Linked DNA regions of Mus musculus: region 1 is linked to region 2. Evidence: chromatin loops called from intact Hi-C (ENCODE). Cell type or tissue: heart. All regions are shown on one strand. Links, peaks and the distances in the headings refer to the core of each region. The heading gives the core; the rest is flanking DNA. Region 1 overlaps Muc3 (mucin 3, intestinal). Region 2 holds the start of Gm38725 (a long non-coding RNA gene).

Region 1 (11,464 bases), core at 3,758-8,757, 350 kb after region 2:
AATTACTTTTGTTGCTGTGGTTCCATCGCAGGGGGAATGGGGGGTAGGGGTGGTTTCATAAGGTGAGGAAGGCGTGGCAACAGGGAACCAGGACAGGAGCTAGCCAATCACATTCCATCACACCGGAAACTGAGGGAGCATACCGGAAATGGCAAGAGGCTATCGGCTATAAGCTCTGAACGGCTATAAGCTCTGAACGCTGACTTTGAGATGCATGTCTTCTAGAAGGCTCCACATCTTAAAGGTCCCAGAACCTCCCTAAACATCATCACCAAGTTGGGGGGGTCAAACATTCAAATACTGTGGGGACATTTTTCTCTCAAACCATTACAACTGTGTAGAGACTTGTCTCAAAAAAACAGGTGGTCAGTACCTGAGGAATAACACCCGAGGTTGGCCTCTGTCTCCACATGCACACACACACACACACACACACACACACACACACACACACACACACGTACACACCTGTGAACACTTACGCACACACGCGTATCCTAGTGGTTACTCTAGGATAGCTTCTTGGAACAGAGGCTCCCAAGCTGATTCAAGGTGAATCAGGGATGAAATGGATAGACAAGAACAACTTGGGCAAGAAGACCTTAGGGCAGGAAAGATGGGCTCTAGATCAGAAACAGAGTTGAGGGTGTTCGCAAACAAGACTGAAAATGAAAACACTGGGTGAGCAGGTAGACGGGTTGGCTTCGGGTGTAGGGAGGAAACAGGCTTAGAACAACTGCCTTGGGGCCCGGACTACTGTTGGGGGCAAAGGCCTGTAACTGGGTTCCTGGCTGAACCTGCTTAAAGAGACTGGACTTGGACCTGTCACCTGCTCATCTCCTCAGAACTCCATTCAAACTTGCACCTCGCTAAGTGTCCCATGAGGCCGGAGCAATGACTGACTCTTCTCTCTGCCCCTTCTCCTATCTCAGCTGCCTGATCACGGATACTCACTGGTACAGCGGGGAAAACTGCGACTGGGGCATCCAGAAAAGCCTGGTGTATGGACTTGGGGGAGCCGGCGTGGCAGTGCTGTTGGTGATCCTCGTGATCCTCCTCGTGTTCTCCATCCGCTTCAGAAAAGATGCGCAAAGGTAAGGCGCATGCGCACTCTTCCTTCGCCTTCCTACCCCGCCCACCCTTCTACGTTCTCGCCCTCGGTGGACTGCGCACTGCTGGAAGCAGAGGTGTAGCTCACCTTGGGTTCTTGTCTCTCGTCTCTGATCATAACTGAGTTCCGTGGCGCTTTCTCCCAATAGGCAACGGTCCAGAGTGTCTGAGATGTACAAGTGGGGTGAAGAGGAAGGCAGAGCATCTCCCGGAACCTTCCACAACTTTGGTTTTGACCACAATGAAGGTATATTGACCATCTCTGTGGAGTTCACACTCAGAATAATAGGAAGGGTGGAAGGCAGGAGACCTGGAAAAGGTCCTGTGATCATTTCCCATCTCTGAACACTTAGTCCACATTCAAAGGCTTACCTGGAACCTGGGTCAAATAAAACATGTGAACTGTATGCAACACCCTACGGGAGGCACGGAGCCGACTAATGGTGTAGTTTTCTCTAGAGCATAATGCTATTCCTTTGGGGGCATAGATGAGGTCCCAGGAGTGAGCTTCCTCATCAAGAAGTGACTTACATCTCAGAAAAGAGGTTAACATTACGTATTGTTAAATGCAAGCCTTATCATTTCTAAGAACAGGGCTGAGGGGCTGAGTCAGTGGGTAGAGTGCTGGCTGAGCATGGGTGGAGTTTGACCTCCAGTACTACATAAATCAGATGTGGTAGTGTAGCTGTGTAGTCCCAGCAGACAAAGACACGCTTGGCTATATAGTGAATTTGTGGTCAGCCTGGGATGCAAGAGACCCTGTCTCCAAAAGGAAAAAAAGAAAGCCTGGCTTTAATTGCAGCACTCTGGAGGCTGGAGGAAGTGGACTCCTAAAGTTCAACCCCGCTGTGTCTCCGGACTTTCTGAGACACAGCTTCTCTACGTAACTCACGTTGACCGCAACTGATTTATGCAGTCTGCCACATTCCCGTTGGTTTTCGTTTCATGGCTGTGGGATGAGCCCCTTCCCATCAGTGGGGCTCGAAGGAAGGATGAGCATATCTTCCTAATACCTTCTGCTCCTTCCTCCCTCAGAACGAGAAAACTACATGCCCCTGGACTCTGTGTACAACACCTTCCAGCCTTCCCTAAACCACATAAACCCAGAAAGAAAGGTAAGAACAACCTGGAGGAGCCACCCACCCCTCCTGTGCCCTGAGCCCTCCATTGCTCCTTCTACCTGGTAGAATCCTCAGGCAAGCAAAGCCCTTGTGTGCTGGCCCAGGCAGTGGTCTCTGGAACACACTTCAGCGCTTTTACTCAGAAGGGCAAGAGGCGGGGGAGAGGAACTCAGTACTTCCCCTGGCTTCAGACTCTGTTTCTTTCTGGGCTTTAGGTATGTCCTTGATGCCCTAGTGATTTAAAAGTCCCTTGTGTGGGGGAGAGGCTGGAGAAGGCTTAGTGGTGAGGCATGCTTGTTGATCTTATAGGGACTGTGTTTGGTTCCCAGCACCCACATCATGGTTCACAACCATCCAACTGCAGTCCCAGGGAACATGTCACTAGGGGATATGATGCCCATAAGCACCAGCATGCACAGGACACATTTACATACATGTAGGCAAACACTCATACACATAAAATAAATAAATTGTTTTTAAAAAGAATTTAAAAGTTTTTTGGGAACAGGGTCTTACTGTGGAGCCCAAGCCGGCATCAAATTTATGCTCCTCCTGCCCCAACCTCTTGAGTGCTGGGGTTATGGGTATATATCAGCAAGTCATTATAACATTTAAAATATAGTTTACTGCTGGGCATGGGGCTCAGTTGGTAAAGTGCGTGCCTGCCACACACAAAACCCTGGTCTCCATCCTGCCTTTTCAGAAGCTGCTGGTACAGCCTTGTCACCCCAGTACTCCCAGTACTGATGAGGTAGAAGCAAGTAGATCAGAAATTCATGGTCTTCCTTTGCCATGGCATGAGTTTAAGGCCAGCCCGGGCTACATGAGACTCTGTCTCCAAACATTTCATTTCAAATATGTGGAATATTTTAAGACAGGAGAAGCCTTGGGGTAAAGATAAGATCTACCCACCTTGCCGGGAAGAGAGACTACAACCTGCTTGTACTAGACTCTAAAAAACAAGATTCCAGGGCAGGCAAGACAGTTTGGTGAGGAAAGATGCTTGCCAACAAGCCTGGTGACTTCAGTTCAACTCCCAGGATCCACGTGAAAGAGGAAACTGTTTCCCATATGTCGTTCCTGGATGCACACATACACACACACAAGAAATCAAATATAGATCCAACATGGTAACACACATCTTTAACTTCAGCACTCAGGAGACAGAGGCAGGTGGATCTCTGTGAGTTCAAGGCCAACCTGGTCTACAGAGTAAGATCCAAGCTATCCAGGGATATATAGTGACACTCTGTCTCAAAAGAAAAAAGAGAAAGAAAGGGAGAGAGAGACAGAGACAAAGAGAAAGGAAGGAAGGAAGAAAGAAGGAAGGAAGAAGGAAGGAAGGAGGAAGGAAGGAAGGAAGGAAGAAAGAAAGAAAGAAAGAAAGAGAGAGAGAGAGAGAGAGAGAGAGAGAGAGAGAGAGAGAGAGAGAGAGAGAGAAAGAAAGAAAGAAAAACTTTTTTTAAAAGTTCCAGCTGAGTCTTCTATAGACTCGAGTCTTACATGATTTGCAAACTAGATTTCTCCTGTGTTCAGCCCTTATCTGTTTCTGTTTCTCTTTTCAGATCCAGATTCAGAGGCCCCAGGTAGTCATGACATCGTTGTAAACACTAACACAAAAGCGGTTTTGCATGGATCTGTGGACCTGAGGACTGAGGAGAAGCGTGTTTAGCCAAGCGTGGTGGAACACACCCTACATTGAGAATTCCGCATAGAGACTTACTGGGAAATAGACCCTGCAGTTACCTAGAATGGGTACCAGAGAGATGATGCTGGAAGCGCCGACAGTATGGAAACTGCAGTGGTCATGTTACGATGGTAGGCGAAACCTCCCAGAATCCCATGCCCAGAGATGTCTCCTACCCGTGGTCCGGCAATCAGCACCAAGGACAGTGCCTGGCCCGCTGCCATCGTCGGTTGTTTTAACTTTGGGTTGCATTTTACCATCAGCAAAGCACGCTTCTAAGAAAGATTACCTCCCATCTCCATGGCAAGCACTGTTTTTAACATAGACCATCTGTCTTTACAAGGGCATGCTTAGTTTTAAATTTCTTTTTAAGACTGGGTATGATTAAAGCTTTTATTTTATTGCATTCAATGTAAATACAATTATATGCTTATTTTTAATACTTATTTTGTTTTTAATTATGCTTGTGTGTGCATATCTGTGTGTGTGTGTGTGTGTGTGTGTGTGTGTGTGTGTGTGTGCACATGCATGCAATTGCCCATGATATCCAGAAGAGGGCATCAGAGCCTCAGGACTGTAGTAACAGGCTATTATTGTCTTTTTTTCTAGTGCTGGGAAGTGAAGTCAAATTCCTTTGTAAGAGCAATCACACTCTTTTTAAAAAAAAAAATGGTTTTAGAGATTTATTGTAGAAAGGCAGGGAGAAAGACAGAAGGTAGAGAGAGACTGGCCATGGCCATGTGGAGGGGGGGAGAAGGAGGGCTAGAGAGTAAGAAAGGTGAGGGCTTAAAAAGAACGGTCACACTCTTAATAGCCTCTCTGACCCTCTCCCCTCATATATGATTATAATAGCTAAAAGTAACCATGTCAAACTGGTTTCAAGTTTTACAGACTCTAGAACTTTCTCCACTTGCCACACTATACAGGGTCCTGGACCTCCTCTTCCCTCCAGGATGCAATTCAACCCTCAACACCATGAGAGGGAACGTCTTCACCCCCAACATTCCCAAGCATCACTTGCTGATCTCTGGGGGATGACATGAGGCAGGACCACACCTATTCACACACCTGAGGCAGGAAGAGGGTCAAGCTCTCTGGGGTCTGGAGAGATGGCTTTTTGGGCAAGCATGAAGACCTGAGTTGAAATCCAGAAGCCAAGTTAAGCAAAAGAGGAGAACTGGCAAGATAGCTCAGTGACTAAAGGTACTTCCTGTCAAAGCAGACCTGATAGGAGGGAATCAACCCCCACACACTGACCTCTGATCCTCACATGTGCACTGTGACACATGTGTGTGCACACGTCCATACATATACTCACACAAAATACATAATTAAAGTGTACTAAATGCTTTAAGAAGCTGTGATTGCCAGGTTTGATGCCTCAAACCTTTAGTCCTAGCACTCGGGAGACAGAGGCAGGCATGTCTCTGTGATTCAAGGCCAGCCTGGTCTACAGAGTGAGTTCCAGCCAGTCAGAGCCTGTCTTAGTTAGGATTTCTACTGCTACTACTAAAACACTATGACCAAAAAGCAAGCTGGGAAGGAAAGGATTCACTCAGCTTATACTTCCAGATCACTTCATTGGAGGAAGTCAGGACAGGTACTCAAGCAGGACAGGAACCTGGAGACCAGAATTTATGCAGAGGCCATGGAAGGATGTTGCTTACTGTATTGCTCTCCATGGCTTGCTCAGCCTGTTCTCTTACAGAACCCAGTACCACCAGCCCAGGTATTGCACCACCCCCATTTATCACTAACTGAGAAAATGCCTTACAGCTGGATCTCACAGAGGCATTTCCTCAACTGAGGCTCCTTTCTCTCTGATGACTCTAGCTTATATCACATTGACACAGAAAACCGACCAGTAGAGAGCCATACGATTTGACTCTGTCTCAGAAAATAAACATTTAAAAAAATAAAAAAGCTGCACATGGTTACCCACATTGTCTGGAATCCCAGCTCCCAGCCTAGCTGCAGATCCAGGGCCCCATCTGAAGGAATGAGCAATGGAACAAGTCACCTGACTTTCTCCTCTGGTCTCCATGTATGCGTGTGCAAACACACACATACTCCGCATACACACATGAGAACACACACATGCATACACACTCCACATACATGAGCACAGATACCTACACTCCACATACACACAAACACATGCATACACACTCCACATGCACACATGAGCACACACACACTCCACACACTGCATACACACATGATCACATACACTCCACATACACACACATGTGCATACACACTTCACATACTCACATGAGCACATACACTCTGCATACACACATGTAGCACACACACTCCACATGCACATATGAGCACACAGACACTCTGCATACACACATGAGCACGCACACACACTCTGCATACACACATGAGCACACACTGCATATATACATGAGCACACACACACACACATGAATATACACTCCACATGCACACATGAGCATACACACTCTACATACGCAAAATAATAGTACATTTAAAAAATAACCCAAGTTCTATACTTTCCCTCGGACAAAGCTCATGTTTCTTCGGAGAGCTCCTAAGAGATGGGACTCCTATATTTCCAGCTCTCTCCTCCCCACTGTGGGGAATCATGTGACCACTTGGATCCAGTCTGACCTTCTGCCTAACAAGAACCAGGTCATTCCTCAGGTCTACTACTCTGCTACAAGTCTGAACATTTTGCAGATGTTTTATTCTCACATGTGTTTGTGTGTGCTCAGAGGGGCTCACACAGGTGTGTGCTACCACACGCATGGTCAGAAAACAACTTGTGGGAGTTGGTTCTCTTTATAATGTGTGAGTCTGGAGCACTGAACTCAGGTAGTCAGGCTTGGCAGCAAGCACCTTTATCTGCTGAGATATTCTCACTGACTTGTGAGGCATACGTTTTAAATTTGATTCTTTTTAGCTTTGTAATGTGTGCATGTATAGGTTTGTGTGGGGGAATGTGTGCCACGGAGAACATGAGAATAACCTCTAATGTCCTCCAATTTCCCTCTCATCTTGGCGGAGATGTCTTCCTGTTCACTGCTGCCTGTGCCAGACCGGCTGAGCCACCAACTTCCAGGCTCTGGTTCCCATCTCAACATAGGAACACTGGAAGTTCAAATGTGTGCTACTGGTTCATCTATATGTGATTCTGTGGGTTCTAACTCAGGTCTTTACACTTGTATAGCAAGTACTTTACCCAGTGAGCCCTCCCTCCAATCCTTGGAGATGATTCTGGGTTGTTTGTTTGCTTGTTTGTTTGTTTATATTTTATATGCATTGGTGTTTTGCCTGCATGTATGAAGGAGTCAGATCTCCTGGAAGGGAAGTTACAGACAGTTGTGAGTTGACCTGTGGATACTGGGAATTGAACCCAGGTCCTCTGGAAGAACAGCCAGTGCTCTTAACTGCTGACATCTCTCCAGTTCATTTGTTTGTTTATTTATTTATTTATTTATTTGAGACAGTGTGTCACTATGTAGCACTGGCCAGCCAAGAACTTGCTGTGTAAATCAGGCTGGCCTCTGACTTATAGAGATCCACCTGCCTCCTGAGTGCTGGAATTAAAGGCATGGCCCAACATTCATTTTCTATTCTTCTGGCCTCTAGACTGAGTGTCCATTTTGCCCTTAGAAGGCCTCCTACTCCAAGGCACTTTAGAGTCTAATCTAAGACAGAACCTGGACTCTGCTGCCCCCTCGTGTGAACGCTGAGCATCTGCAGGCATTGGTCAGTTTCTTAGCCATTTCCCTTAGAAAATCTGCAGCCTACACTTGGTTCATTTTTGCATTTATTCTCAAAACCCTCAGTGTGTTGAATCTAGATGTCTTCACGTTAAGAGCTGCTTCTCAGGGGCCTGGCAAGATGGATCATTGGTTAAAGGCACAAGCTACCAAGCCTGACGACTTGAGTTTGTTTATTGGGGCACACAGGGTAGGAGGGAACCAATTCCTGGCAGTTTTCTTTGACCTTACTTGTCAAGGCAAGAAAGCCTTGGAGCATTCATGCACGTGAGCACACACACACATGCATACACACCCACATACACACATGCATCATGCATGCACACACATGCATACACACATGCACATACACACATGCACACACACATGTGCACACACATATACGCACATACACACGTGTGAATGCACACATGTACATGCACACGTGCACATGAATAAAACAAGTAAATTTTTAATTTAAAAAAAGAAGGAATTCTCTCTCATGAACCTGCTCATCCACGAAACGGGAGGAAGACCTTTCCCCTCTTTTTCTTTTCATCTGAAACAGGGTCTCTTGTAGACCAGGCTGCTCTTCCACTTGAGATGTTGCTGAGGATAACCCTGAACTTCTGATCTTCCTGCCTCTGCCTTCTGAGTGCTGGGATTACAGGCGTGCACCACCACACCAAGAGACGGACTTTCACTGGGCTCTCAACTCTACCTCCCACGATCCATGCCGACAGCTTTCCCTGTCTGCTCTCATCCACCCAGCCACGCAGACACTGGCCGGCTCCCACACTCAGCAGCCACTGGCCACCTGGGTAAATCTGGGAAGGTCGCTTCTCCTGAACCCTGATGTCACACTTGTAAAAAAAGGAGTGACCAGGACCTGAAGGATGACTCACATGCTGCCAAACCTGACAACCCAAGCTTGCTGAGACCTACACCACAGCAGCAAAGAATCCCAGACTCCTGTATGCTCAAGCTTGAGCTCTACACACGCTCAAAGACATGCACACAATAGTTAACCATTAATTAGCCAAATGTGAAAAACAGAGCGACCGTCATATCATAAATGAGGGCAACCGAGGCACAGACCAGTGGTGTGCCCAGAGTGCTAAAGTGACAGTCTGAGGGGACTGGCAGGTGGAGGAAAGATGGTCAGAAGGTCAACAACAGCCAGGGCATCATAGTAAGTCCTTTCTCCAAGATTTAAACAGCAGTGACAGCAAACAGGCTCACACTAAAAGAGGGCGGACCCTAGCTGAAAGTTATTCTTACCAAGAGGGGATGTTTGCACACAAAGACACACATGATAAGGGAATGCCAGGTAACACAGGGAGATGGGATGAGGAAGGTGATGAGTCTACAAGCCGAGGCCACCAAAGATGGCCAGCAAGATGTGGTGGGGACTGTTTATGAAGGTGGTTTGGTTTTTTTTTTTTTCTCCCTAAACTGAGGGTTGAAACTAGAGTCTCACCCATGTTTAGTACTCTAACCACTGAGCCATGCCCCCAGCCCCTCCCTGGGGGATTCTAGGCAGGGGCTCTACCACTGAAAAACACCCCTGGTGGCCTTCCTTTTGCTTTTTGAGACAAGGTCTCACTAAGTATAAGGCCAGTTCCAGGCTGGCCTCGAACTCCCTATGTAGCCCAGGCTGGCCTTGAACTTTCTTCCATCATCTTGCCTTCAATCTCCAAGTAGGGTCTTAGCAGGCCTGCACCATCACACCCTGCTCCAGTGAAGGATCTGAGCCTTTCATCATGCCAGCACCTGCCTTGTAAGCCAACACAGGGAGGTGAGGTCATGGGCACTCCAGCCTCCCCCCCCCCCCCCAGCTTCCTCATCGTGGTGGTAACCTGAGCCCAGGTACGCCCAGCCTGGTAACCTCACTCACTCACTTTCTGTACATTGGGGTTCACTCATCCACACAATTTCCCCCACTGTTTTTTTTTCTTGTTCTTGGGATGGTGATGGGGGTGGGGCAGCTGGCACAGAGCTTGGCGCTGTGCAGCCCAGGCTGGCCTAGAGCCTTTTAACTAAAGCTCCTGCTTCATTCTCCCAAGTGCTTCGACTGCAGGCTATAGCTAAGTGCCCCCACCCCATCACCACCACTCGTTGCTCCCAGCCCTCCAGTTGCTCTTGACCTCAAGACACCTCTAGGGCTTGCACCTCCACGCTAGCTGGCTAGCCTGGCTTCCCAACCCCCCTGTTCTCCTTGGCTCTGCTTCCCTCCCTCCCTCTGGCTCCCTCCAGGAGGCCAAACCTAATCAGACTGATTATCGCCCAAGTTCAATTCCACTTTCTCTGGCTCCAACACAGGCTGTAAATTTCCTTCACTGTGGGGCTCCCCTGTGAGACTAGCCTCCTGTCTGGCTGCTCAAACTAGGTAGCTGCCGCCCTGCCCCCACCTGCTGTATCATCACAGATGAATCAGACCTGCCCCACCTGGGGGTGTCACTTAAACTCCATCTACAGAGGCACATCACCCTCCTGGGTTATGCGGGAGTCCCCAGGGGGCCTAAAAGCCACGTTGTTAATGGACTCAGAGACCTGACACCTTTCCCCAGCTGTCCCCCATCTCCGCAGACTCTGGATGTAGGGCACTGGCATTCCTCGGAGTTTATTTATTACATGATAAACTCTGAACCCCTGGCTTAATTTTGGACTTCTGTCCTCCCCAGTCCTTAAGTCTTTACAGAGTGTGACCGGAAAAGAACCAGAGATGGCAAAGAAGCTGGATTTACAAAACCCGGGTCTCCTGGGATGGAGAAAGAAGCCCCGTTGGCAATGCCTTTTGCTTTGTTTCCTTCCAGAGGAAGGATGCGGGAGGCCTGGCCTTGCTCACGAGGAAAGCAGAGAACTCTAGAGAGGGAAGCAGTGATTCAATTAAACAGAGGTGCTGGCTTAACAAGCCAGACGTGCATCTTCTGTGCACAAGGCGAGGGTGCGGGGGCGAGGACAGAAGCAGCCAGGGATGGAAGACCCTACTCACAGGCCCAGACAGGAAAGAGAAAAAGATGAGTGAAATGTTCGAAGTCGCATAAGAACCCCCGGAGAGTTGGGTAAGAGAGATTTGTTTGTGAATGGCTATATCCCAGAGGGCTTCCTGGAGGAAGTGGAACGGAGTTACATTCTAGACAGGACGATTCTGGAAGGGGAAGATGATGAGATGTCTATGTAGCAGGCTTTGGGTGGAGTCCCATTTCTAGGGACCTTGAAAGAAAACATGTGGAGGGGTGTGACATTTGCTTTGATGAGACTGTGGGGGGGTACTGGGGAGTCAGGCAGGTCCCTGGGGCTGGCTGGCCACCCAGCTTAGCAGAAACTGAGGGCTCCAGGTCTTTGATGGTTAGCATAGATTGTCAACTGGACAGAATCTAGAATCACCTGAGAGACAGGCCTCTAGACATGCCCATGGGTGATTACATTAATTGAGTGGAAAGACCTGCCCATATGGGCGGCACCATTCCCCTGGCTAGGATGCCAGACAAAAGGAGCTGAGCATTGCTCTCTGCTTCCCAACTGTGCATGGGGTGTGGCCAGCAGCTTCAAGCCACCATGGATTCCTCCCCATGATGAAGTGCCCCCTGGAACTGTCACCCAAAATTAATCCTTTCTTCCTTGACTTACTTTCAGCAGGGTATATCACAGCAACTGGGGGGTGGGGAGGACAAACAAAACAAAACTAAGACAAAGCTAATAGAGGCCAAAACAGATAATAAAGCTAAACCCAAGGCCGTGCTGTCCTGAGAAACTGGTAGTGTATGGGTAGATCTGCCCAATCTAGACACACAGCATGGATTCATGTT
Region 2 (10,437 bases), core at 1-5,000:
TCGCCTCCAGATACCACCCCACCTGCTCCACTCCGAACACTCACAGTGGATACTTTCTGCAAGCTCTTCCGGGTCTACGCCAACTTCCTCCGGGGGAAACTGAAGCTGTACACGGGAGAGGTCTGCAGGAGAGGGGACAGGTGACATGCTGCTGCCACCGTGGTGGACCGACGAACTTGCTCCCCGTCACTGTGTCATGCCAACCCTCCACCACTCCCAACCCTCATCAAACGGGTCATTACCTTCTTACCAGTCTGTCCCATGGACACTCCAGCACCAGCAGTGACATCCTCGGGGCCAGAAGAACTTCCCAGAGCTCCATTCTGAAATCTAAAGATGTCGCTGGACAAGCCCGAGGCCCCAGAGAAGAAGAGCCTCAGAATCAGCTCGGATTTGTTTAGGTTTTTTTTTTTTTTTTTGAAACAGGAAGGTCTCACATAGCCCAGGCTGGCCTGGAACTCGCTGTGTAGTTAAAGGACAGCATTGAATTCCTGATCTTTCCGCTTCTGGTTCTCAAGTGCTGAGATTACAGGCACCCTGTCCCCGTTTATGGGGTGTTAGAGATGGAAGCTGGGGCTTCCTGCATGCTAGGCAAGCACTCTATTAACTGAACTATGTCCTCAGCTCCCAGAGACCGACTTAGACCTCAGGGACAGAGATGTCCAAACTCAACTAGTGCCCTGCCAGAACTGTAACCAGTCCCCTCTCCCCACCCCCCACAGGACAAGCTTTGGGGTCCAATCTTTGTGGGATCTATGAAGAATACAGGACCTGGAGAATTTAGGGGGCAAGACGTGAATTCTTTAGATCTCATGGGGGTTTCCCCAGACAGCACGAGCCCTGCACTGGACAACAGAGGGTCAAGGAGCCATAGACAGAATGGCCGCTGACTCTCAGCGTTCATGGGAGGGAAAGGGTTTGACATTTTGTGTCTTTTAAAAATACCACTGGCAACAGCTGAAATCACCAACCAGACTCCTGGCTTGTCTCTCTTCATGACTGTACACACCACACAACTCTCCTAGCTGTACCTCACCCCATCTGGTCGCAAGGCATCAGATCTGGGAAACCAGAGGTGGAGGGGGTTGGGCCCTACGTGCTGCCTCGCATGGCCCGGCTGACCTCTTGACCCCTCTGGGCTTGAGGCCACAATGCCTGCCCACGCTAGTCAATAAGCAGGCTCCATTCAAGGCTGTCTCTCAGTGGGCAGCTGCCAACCCGCTAGGACAAGTGCTGAGTGAGCTGGGGCCACCGTTGAGGAAACAGGAGCCAGTACAGAGGGGTTCCCCTTTAGGGGTTGGTGGCAATGGGCGACCCTGGTTAATGGATCATTATGTCCGTAGTCACTTACCTCAGGACATAAACCCCTTGTGAGTCCATCTATCTTTTGTGTCCCGATGGGTATCACTCTGGGAATTTCTCCTTGCCACTAGACAGAGTCAATAGACTGAGAAGTGCTAAGTATGGCAGCAGGGGACACGGGTGACTCCAAGTCGTTCCTTGGATTCCTTTCCCATAGTGCTTCATGTGGGAAAGCATGCTTAGGAGAGAGACCCACACAGCCGACCAGTCAAAGATGGTGCACAGAGTACCAGGACCCCAATCCTGGCTTTTATTCTATGTGGCTGTCATTCATTCTGTTCCCAAAACAAGACATTTAGAATCCAGCCGGAAAGCCTTCAAAGTCCACTGCAGGAAAAATTACATGTAGGTTGAAGGAGTTGGGGGCTGGAGGGAATTTGCTGGGAGTGAGTGTGTGTGTGTGTGTGTGTGTGTGTGTGTGTGTGTGTGTGTGTGTGTCTATAATTCAGGTGGGAGGAGGCAGCAAAGGGGAGGACTCAAAAGAATTTTGGGGGAGGTGAACTTAGTTCCTGGACTACAGTGCCCTCTTGAGGTGCAGTTGGGAACTGTTAGGGAACTTTGCCAGCAATCTCCTTCCTCTGGGATCCTTCCCTTCAGTGATTTTTTTTTTTTTTTTTTTTTTTTTTTTTGACTTCCACAACAGACATCCCATTGCCACCCCTGTTGCTATGAAAGAGCAAGGTTGAGGTATCTTTTTTGGGCTGTTGGAGCTGGAATATTAATTCTATATCAAGTCTATTGTAACTTGAGAGGGAGGCTTGTTTTGTTGTTTGTCTGTGTTTTTTTGAGACAGAGGCTAAATTGCCCAGGCAGGCCTGGAACTTAGAATTTTCCTGCCTCAGGTGCTGGGAGTACAGGCCTGGACCATTATATCTGGCTTAGTTTTGAAATTTTTTTCTTAAAAAGATTTATTTTATTTTATTTTTAGTGTGTGTGTGTGTGTGTGTGAGAGAGAGAGAGAGAGAGAGAGAGAGAGAGAGAGAGAGAGAGAGAGAAGAGGGTGTCTGATTCCCTAAAACTGGATTTATGAGCAGTTGTGAGCCACCCATGTGGGTACTGGGAACTGACCTCTGCTTGTCCTTAAGAGCAGCAAGCACTTTTAACCATTTGTTGCTTTGTTTGTTCTTATTTTTCGAAACAAGACATCTCTGTGTAGCGCTGGCTGTCTTGGAACTCACTCTGTAGGCCAGGCTTACCTTGAACTCACAGAGATTTGCCCTCCTCTGCTTCCTGAGTGCTGGGATTAAAGGCACGCGCTAACATGCCAGGCTTTTGTCTTGCTTTTCAGAGCAAGAAAACGCACTGAAAACCAGTTGGCATCTGACCATGAGCTTAACATTCATCAGCCAACATCCTGTCCACATCTCTCATCGCTATAACCAAACACAGACAAGAGGCAACTCAGAGGACGGAGGCTTTATTTTAGCTCACACTTCTGGGAACACAGTCTGTCATGGCGGGGAAGGCAGGACATCAGGAGCTTGTGGTCGCTGGTCCCATGGCATCCACAGTCAGGGAGCAGAGGCTGCTGGTGCCCCGCTTGCTCTCTCTTTTTTCCCTTTCTTTGTGTCTTTGTTCTTTTTTTCTTTGTTTATTTGTTTAGGGTTTTGTTTTGTTTTGAGACAGGGTTTCTCTGTGTAGCCCTGGCTGTCCTGGAACTCCCTCTGTAGACCAGGCTGGCCTCAACTCCCATAGATCCACCTGCCTCTGCCTCCCAAGCACTGGGATAAAAGGCATGCGCCACCACTGCCTGGCTTGAGTGTCACCCTCTGACACAGAATAGGACATGGAGAAGAAAACTGCTTTTTTGCCTGCATGCTCTCACTCTTGCTGGTCAGCCTGCATTTCTGTTGCTGCGGCAATCCTTCACCAATGTTAGAACCATCTTCCTTGGGATTCCAACATGGACTGAAGGCCAGGCCTCTGGTGCCAGATCAGGGTCACTGAGACAGCATCCTCGTGCACCGGATGATTGCTAGGTTCTTGGTCTCTCTAGTGTGAGACTGAAAGTAGAATTAGGTAGAAAAGAGCAATTATCGGATACTGACTTATGATTATTTAGTGATTTACTTAAAGCACTGCCTATTTGCCAAGAGTGACTTCACTTGCTACAGAGCAGAATGACCTGGAGGAACAGCTGAAACAATGGGTTGTTGCCCTTAACAACCTGCTGACAAATAGCCGCATATGCTTCTATAAAATCTCACTTCCTTGACCCACCTGGTGGTTTTAGAAAAATGATGAGAATATAAATGGCCCAGGATCAAAGCCTTTCAGGACCTGTCCTGGTTTCAGTCCACTGGTGACATCTTCTCTCCTCCACTCTCAGTGTTGGATGCTTATTCCAGAAAGATTTCTGAAATGAGACAGCCAGTGCCAGGTTACCTGGATTATATATATATATATATATACACACATATATATATATATACACATATATATATACATGTACATATATATATATACACACACACATATATATACATACATACATATATATACATATATACATACACATATATATGAATGTATTTTGTTATTATATATGCATGTATATATGTATATGTGTATATGTATATGTGTGTTTATGTATATGTATGCATATGTGTGTATGTATGTATATGTGTATATATGTATGTATATATTCATTCTAGCAGTTCTGTTCCTTTTTTTTTTTTTTTTTTTTTTTTTTTTTTTTTTTTTTTTGGTTTTTCGAGACAGGGTTTCTCTGTATAGCCCTGGCTGTCCTGGAACTCACTTTGTGGGCCAGGCTGGCCTCGAACTCAGAAATCCGCCTGCCCCTGCCTCCCGAGTGCTGGGATTAAAGGCGTGCGCCACCACGCCCGGCTCTAGTTCTGTTCCTTTTTAAAACCCTGGACTAAGACAAACATGGACTCTAGAGCTTCCTCTGAGACAGCAAAAAGAAGTCCTGCTGGAACAGATCAGCCAGCAGAATGCTTTCCTGGTAAACATGAGGGCCCGGGTTTGCATGTCTAGAACCATGTAAAAAGATGAATGTGGAGGTGTGTGCCTGTAATCCCAGCGATGACAAGAAGGGAAGGAGATGGGTGGGTCCCTGGGCTTACTGGCTACTACTAGCCCAGACTACTAGGAGAGCTCCGGACAAATCAGAGGCACACACATACACACACACTGCGTATGTCACATATACATATAGTCATGTATATTTGGTATAATTGTGACTATATATATATGTAGTCACTATGTTATAGACATAATATGTAGTCTAGGTGTTTTTTAATTTGAAAATTAATTTTAACAAAATACTAAAAAACTACAGGGGACTGGAGAGATGGTTTGGTGGTTCAAAGTACTTGCTACTCTTGCAGAGGACTAGGTTTTGTCCCCGGTGCCCAGGTGAACAGCTCATAGTCACCTATAACTCCAGTTCCTGGGGATCTGATGGCCTTCTCTGGCCTCTCTGAACACCTCCACTCGCCTGGACACATACTGCACATAAATAAATCTTTAAGGTGTGTGCCCCTATGTGCATCTGCGAGCATGTGTGGTGCCCAGATAGGATCGCTGAATCTTACCCGCACTAGCTGTGTACTCCCCACTGGCTAAATTCCACACTCATGTTTCCTTTAATGTTTTCTTTCATGACAAGGTTTCAATAAGTTGCCCAGGTTGCCTTTGAACTTGCAATCTTCTTGCCTCAGTCTGCTGAATAGCTGGGACTGCAGCACTTGAGAGGCTGAGATGGGAGAACTGCCACGAGTTTGAAGGTGGCTTGGGACTAGACAACGAGGTCCGGCCTGGATTACACAGACCCTGTCTGAAAAAACAAAAGAAAAGACTGGGGATGTGGCTCAGTTGGTGAGGAGCTTGCCTAGTATGATACCTAGGGTTTGATTCTCAATACCACATAAACTGGCATGGTGGCATGCCAGTCACAATTGGAGGCTAACCTGGGCTATAAGACTGTCTTAGAGAAATAGGGGTCGACAAGATGGCTCAACTTGCTGCCAAATCTAACAGTTTGATTCTCAGAATCCATGAAGTAAAAGGACAGAATTACTGAAAGGTGTCCTCTGACTTACATGCACACAGACCCAAACACACACACACAGACAGACACACAGATAAACACAGGGACACACAAACACAGAGACATACACACAGACACAGACAGGCACAGACACACATAAACATACACACACAGATACAGACAGGCACAGACACACATAAACATACACACACAGGCAGGTACACACACACACACAGAGACACACAACAGAGACACATACACACAGAGACATATACATAGACAGGCACATACACACACATAAACACACAGACACACACACACATAGACACACAGACACACACAGACATATACACAGATAGGCACATAGACACACACACACACTCTTTCTTTCTTTCTTTCTTTCTTTCTTTCTTTCTTTCTTTCTTTCTTTTCTTGGTTTTTCGAGACAGGGTTTCTCTGTGTAGCCCTGGCTGTCCTGGAACTCACTCTGTAGACCAGGCTGGCCTCGAACTCAGAAATCCACCTGCCTCTGCCTCTTGAGTGCTGGGATTAAAGGCGTCACCATGCCCGGCTCCACATACACACTTTCAATGCTTCCTGGCCACTTGCATTTCTTCCTCTCTGAGTAAGTAAGTCCTTCAATTCTCTGTCCCTCATTTCCAGCCATTCATGTGACTCTCAACAGCATCTGCCACTGTCTTCAGTTGTAGAATGTTAAGTTTGAATGATTTTCCCATCAGCATTCTGCAGCTAGTGTTCTGCTGCCTTTAGAACCTATGGTTGCTACCGAGGAGACTGAGGAGGCCATGAGGATCCCCGGTCCTTAGTATGTGACTTGATCCTCACTGTCTAAAAGGGTCTTCCATCTTCCTGTCAGCCCTGATATTCTGAAATTTCACAAAGCCGTTTCTGTGGGTCTCTGAATCCAGCACACTAGGTACCTTTTAATTAAGAGACCCGAGTGTCTCAGCTCTGGGAGACCTCGATAGTGCTTGCTTAGTGGCTATCATGATTATAATCCCAGCATTTGGAGGTGGAAGCTTCAGGGATTTCAAGGCTAGCCTTGCCTACATCATGAATCTGAGGCTAGCCTGGGCTCTGCGAGACTCTATCTCTCGGTCTTCTTTTCCTTTGTTGTTTCTTATCCAACTCCTTGTTGCTTGATGTTAGAACTTCCTGGATCTGTTTCTATCTCCCTTTTTATTTCTGTCTATAACTTTTTTATTGGGTTTTCCACTTCAACTTTGATAACTTTATATTCCTAGGGACTTCTCAAATTCTGTGATTTTTTTTTAATGGCCTCCTCAGAAGGGTGACAAGAGAGGAGGGCCAGGTGTTTATAAAGTGGCCTGGGATCCTCATTGTAATCTTCTCCACCTGAGGGCCACCTCCGAGGTCCCTCATGGCTCTGCCAGTTTGGACCCTGATGCTGCTGGTGGGGGCTGCCTGGGGCCAGGAACAAGTGCCTGCGTGGTAAGCTGGACTGGGGAGAGCAGTGATAAATGGGTCAGGGGTTTACCAGGTTGACCCTGACTCAAAACGGAAGTCAGGAGACTGGGGAGGGAGGTAAGGAGACGGTCAGTGGGGCTGGAAAGAAGGTGGCCTACTGGCCAGGACAGGGAGAGCCTCACATCCCCAGGTCCTGAAATTGAGGTGACATTCCAGGCTGGGAGGGAAAGACAAAAAATTTACACCCTCCAAAACCCCACAGTAGGCAAAGCTGATAGGTCAGAGTTCAAGACGGAAGGTGGCAAGGAATGAGAGGTGTTTTTGATTCCTTGAACTTGGGTGCAGGGCTTTGGACAAGTAGCAGTTGAATTGTAGGAAATTCTGACCCAAGTTGATGGAAGAGGAAGGTTTTTTAAATTGAGTTTGTAAGGTGGGGAGGGGAGCTGAGTGTGGTGGTGCAAACTTATAATCCTAGCACTAAAGGTGAGGGAGGCAAGAAGATTGAACACTTGAGGCTAGCCTAGGCTACTCATCAAAAGACTGTCTCTAAAAGAAATAAGCCAGATGCGGTGGTGAACTCCTGTAACCCCAGTACTTAGAAGGTGGAGGCAGGAGAATCATGAGCTTAATTAAGGTCATCCTTGGTCACTTAGGGGCGTTTGAGGCTAGCCTGGGTTACATGAGACCCTGTCTTAAAAGAAAAAAAAGACACAACATAATCATAGTATTAATGATAATTTGAATAATGACAAAGGTGACATTCTTTGCTTTCTCCAAACCAATCCCAAGGAGACCGAACTCTCCAGACCTGGGGCCGATGGTGCACACTTCGAGGGAGGATTGTGAGTTGGAACCAGACCTGCTCAGGCCTCCTTCCCCTCCTTACAACCTGCTCTAACCGTGAACTCTCCTCCTGTCCTAGTACAGGGCTCGTAGTCAGGGGACAGCAATCACATAAACATGGGATACATACGCCAAGGGCAGTTCCTGAACTGAAGGGTGGAGGGAACAGTGGGAAAACTGGGCCTAACTCCACCTGTAAGATCCCTGTTCAAATTAATTATGACAATCACTGCATATGATGACACAGGCTTGCCAAGCCAGCACTGGGAAGCCAAAGCAGGATCACAAGGTCCTGGTTAGCCAGGGTTACATAGCAGCATTTTGAGCACATTGTCTCAAAATAACAAAACAGTAGGCTTGGGTATTGTTGTGCACACCTGTAATCCCAGCTCTCAGGAGGCTGAGGCAGGAGGATGTGGAGTTCAAGGCCACCTTGGGCTGCATGAGAACATGAGGCAGGGGTGCTGGGAGATAACTCAGTAGCCTCCTTGCTGCACAAGCTTAAGGACCCTAAGGACCCGAGCTCCATCTCTAGCATCCATGTAAAGAGCTTGCAGTGGTAGGTGCTGTAGTTCCAGCACTGTAGAGGCACACACAGGAGGATCTCTAGGGTTCCTTGGCCAGCCAGGATAGTTGAATCGGCGAATCCTGTCTCAAAACATAAAGTGGAGAGAAATGGAGGAAGACATCTGATATTGACCTCTAACTTCTACATGCATGCACATCTGCACACACACACACACACATGCATGCACACACCAAGATAACAGTAACTGCCACGACTAAACACATTGCTACCAAGACAAAGCCTGTCTGTCTGAATCAGCCTGGACCTTAGTTTGTGCTCCCCAACTTTGTCATCTACTCTCTCTACTCTCCAGCTTTGCCTCCCTCCCCCCCCAGTTCTGTGTCTCCCACATCTCTGCTCTGGATCTGAGCTCTTAGTGGCAGCCTTCTCCATACTTAGTGACCCTGCTGACCCCCACCTCCCAGTGTGGCTCTGTGACCTAACCCTTGCCCTCTGCCCTTTCTGAGGCCTCACAGAGACTCTTTCTTCCCAGCCATTCTCTCCAAGTGTGACTTTGAAGACAATTCCAGACCTTTCTGTGACTGGTCTCAAATGTCTGCAGATGATGGGGACTGGATTCGGACTACTGGACCCTCCCTGACGGGCACTTCTGGCCCCCCTGGGGGGTACCCCAATGGAGGTAAGTGGTTTGAGGGAAGCCTAAAGTTTGGAGAGGGGATAAAGTTGGGAGGGGACTGCTGGAAGCAGAGCTGAGCAGGGGGTGGATGGGATGGCTCCTGCGGACAGCAAAGACTCAGCCCTTTCCACTCTGTCTCCCCACAGAGGGGTATTACCTGCACATGGATCCCAAGACCTTCCCTCAGGGCGGAGTGGCACGCCTGCGTAGCCCTGACATATGGGAGCAAGGCCCCCTTTGCGTCCATTTTGCTTTCCACATGTTCGGGCTGTCATGGGGCGCCCAGCTCAGACTGCTGCTGCTCAGGGGCCGGAAGCACCTCCGGCCCTATGTACTCTGGAAACATGTGAACACCCAGAGTCCCTCTTGGATGCCCACCACTGTCACTGTACCAGCAGATCATGATATACCAAGCTGGGTGAGGTTAAGAGCAGACCTAAAAGTCTGGTGAGGAAGGGATCTAAGGGAGGTGGCTTAGGAAGGGAGGCCGAGGGGGAGCTCAGAGGGCCATCATGGAGTTTTCTTGCATCAAGCCTGGTGACCTGAGATCATCTCCAGGACCCATGTGGTAGAAGGCTAGAACCCACTCCCAAAACGTGTCCTCTGACCCACGCTTATGCACTTTTTAAAAAGAGGGGACCTGGAGCCCCAGCCATCTGAGTTCAGGATGGAAACCAGCAGTCACAGAGAAAGGAGGCCAGTCATGTGGCTCACAGGATCAGGGTCTCTTTGTCCCTAATTCCGCAGCTGATGTTTGAAGGCATGAGAGGAAACACCGCCTACCTGGACATCTCTTTGGATGGCCTCTCTATCCAGCGGGGTACCTGCAATCAGGGTGAGTTCCTGACCCTCTTCAGTGCCTCTCCTCCTCCTGACTGCTCTCTCTCTCTCTCTCTCTCTCTCTCTCTCTCTCTCTCTCTCACACACACACACACACACACACACACACACACCCGTCAAACTTTCCAAACTAGGGGTGAGACTGCTCAGCAAGCAGGACCCTGGTTTCTCATGAATTGAAGCTTCTGGTTTCTTGGTGCTACTTCATCCTGCACCCCTGGCTCCTCAAGCAGTCACTATGCAAGAGATCCCCTTTCAACATGGTTATCTAGTCTACAGTGACTGACCAGGACCCATGGCCACACGCTGGCCTAGCTTAGCCTGTGTGTGTGTCCATAAACCCTTGGTGGGCTGGGAGATGGATCTTAGTAAAGCACTTGGCCAGCATGCACGGTTCCCTTGTGATGGCATACATTCTGGACGTAGAGGCAGGAGGATCCTAAATTCAAGATTATCCTAGGCCACATGGCAATTTTGAGGCAAGCCTGGGCTGCATTCCATGCTGTCTCTAAAACAAAAGAAGTCTTCGGTGTCTTGAAAATCTGACTGTAAAGTCATCGAAGGGGTTACCCCACACTACTACTCTGATATATGCAGAGTGTTCCTTTTAGGCTGGCTGGAAGGGAAAAATCCAGCCCTATACAAGGAACTTAGACTCGCTGAACATGGGCTAGATGCTCCACAAACATCATTTAATTTACAGCTTTACACAGAGACAATGCCCAG

Evidence for each region. Hi-C counts contacts between places; a loop is a spot of excess contacts. Peaks named below come from ENCODE experiments on the same cell type or tissue, not always from the same donor. Only the 100,000 strongest peaks of a DNase experiment are listed, where the experiment ranks them.
Region 1: a loop joins it to region 2, with 4 times the contacts of the local background. A loop is called at or near these places in 7 of 42 quality-filtered maps.

The regions. Positions count from the first base shown.
Region 1 is chr5:137,127,818-137,139,281 of GRCm38, reverse strand. Muc3 (mucin 3, intestinal) reads left to right here. Exons shown (of 13, transcript NM_010843.1): 10 at 933-1,094; 11 at 1,260-1,357; 12 at 2,146-2,225; 13 at 3,797-4,358. The coding sequence ends at 3,838. Among named protein-coding and RNA genes, the nearest start is that of Trim56, 17 kb to the right of the region's middle. In heart, for the core only: no CTCF peak of the experiment used is centred there; no DNase peak of the experiment used is centred there; H3K27me3 peaks cover 411 bases.
Region 2 is chr5:137,472,792-137,483,228 of GRCm38, reverse strand. It overlaps Epo (erythropoietin), which reads left to right. Exons shown (of 5, transcript NM_007942.2): 5 at 1-209. The coding sequence ends at 144. It overlaps Gm38725 (a long non-coding RNA gene), which reads right to left and starts at 5,193. Exons shown (of 3, transcript XR_868626.2): 1 at 4,920-5,193; 2 at 3,583-3,718; 3 at 2,765-3,365. It overlaps Gm36056 (a long non-coding RNA gene), which reads right to left and starts at 335. Exons shown (of 3, transcript XR_377150.2): 1 at 243-335; 2 at 45-122. It overlaps Zan (zonadhesin), which reads left to right and starts at 6,165. Exons shown (of 88, transcript NM_011741.2): 1 at 6,165-6,200; 2 at 6,640-6,847; 3 at 7,613-7,665; 4 at 8,728-8,874; 5 at 9,018-9,289; 6 at 9,619-9,706. The coding sequence starts at 6,777. In heart, for the core only: a CTCF peak has its summit at 1,910 (motif pointing left); DNase peaks (open chromatin) are centred at 1,148 and 1,898; H3K27me3 peaks cover 372 bases.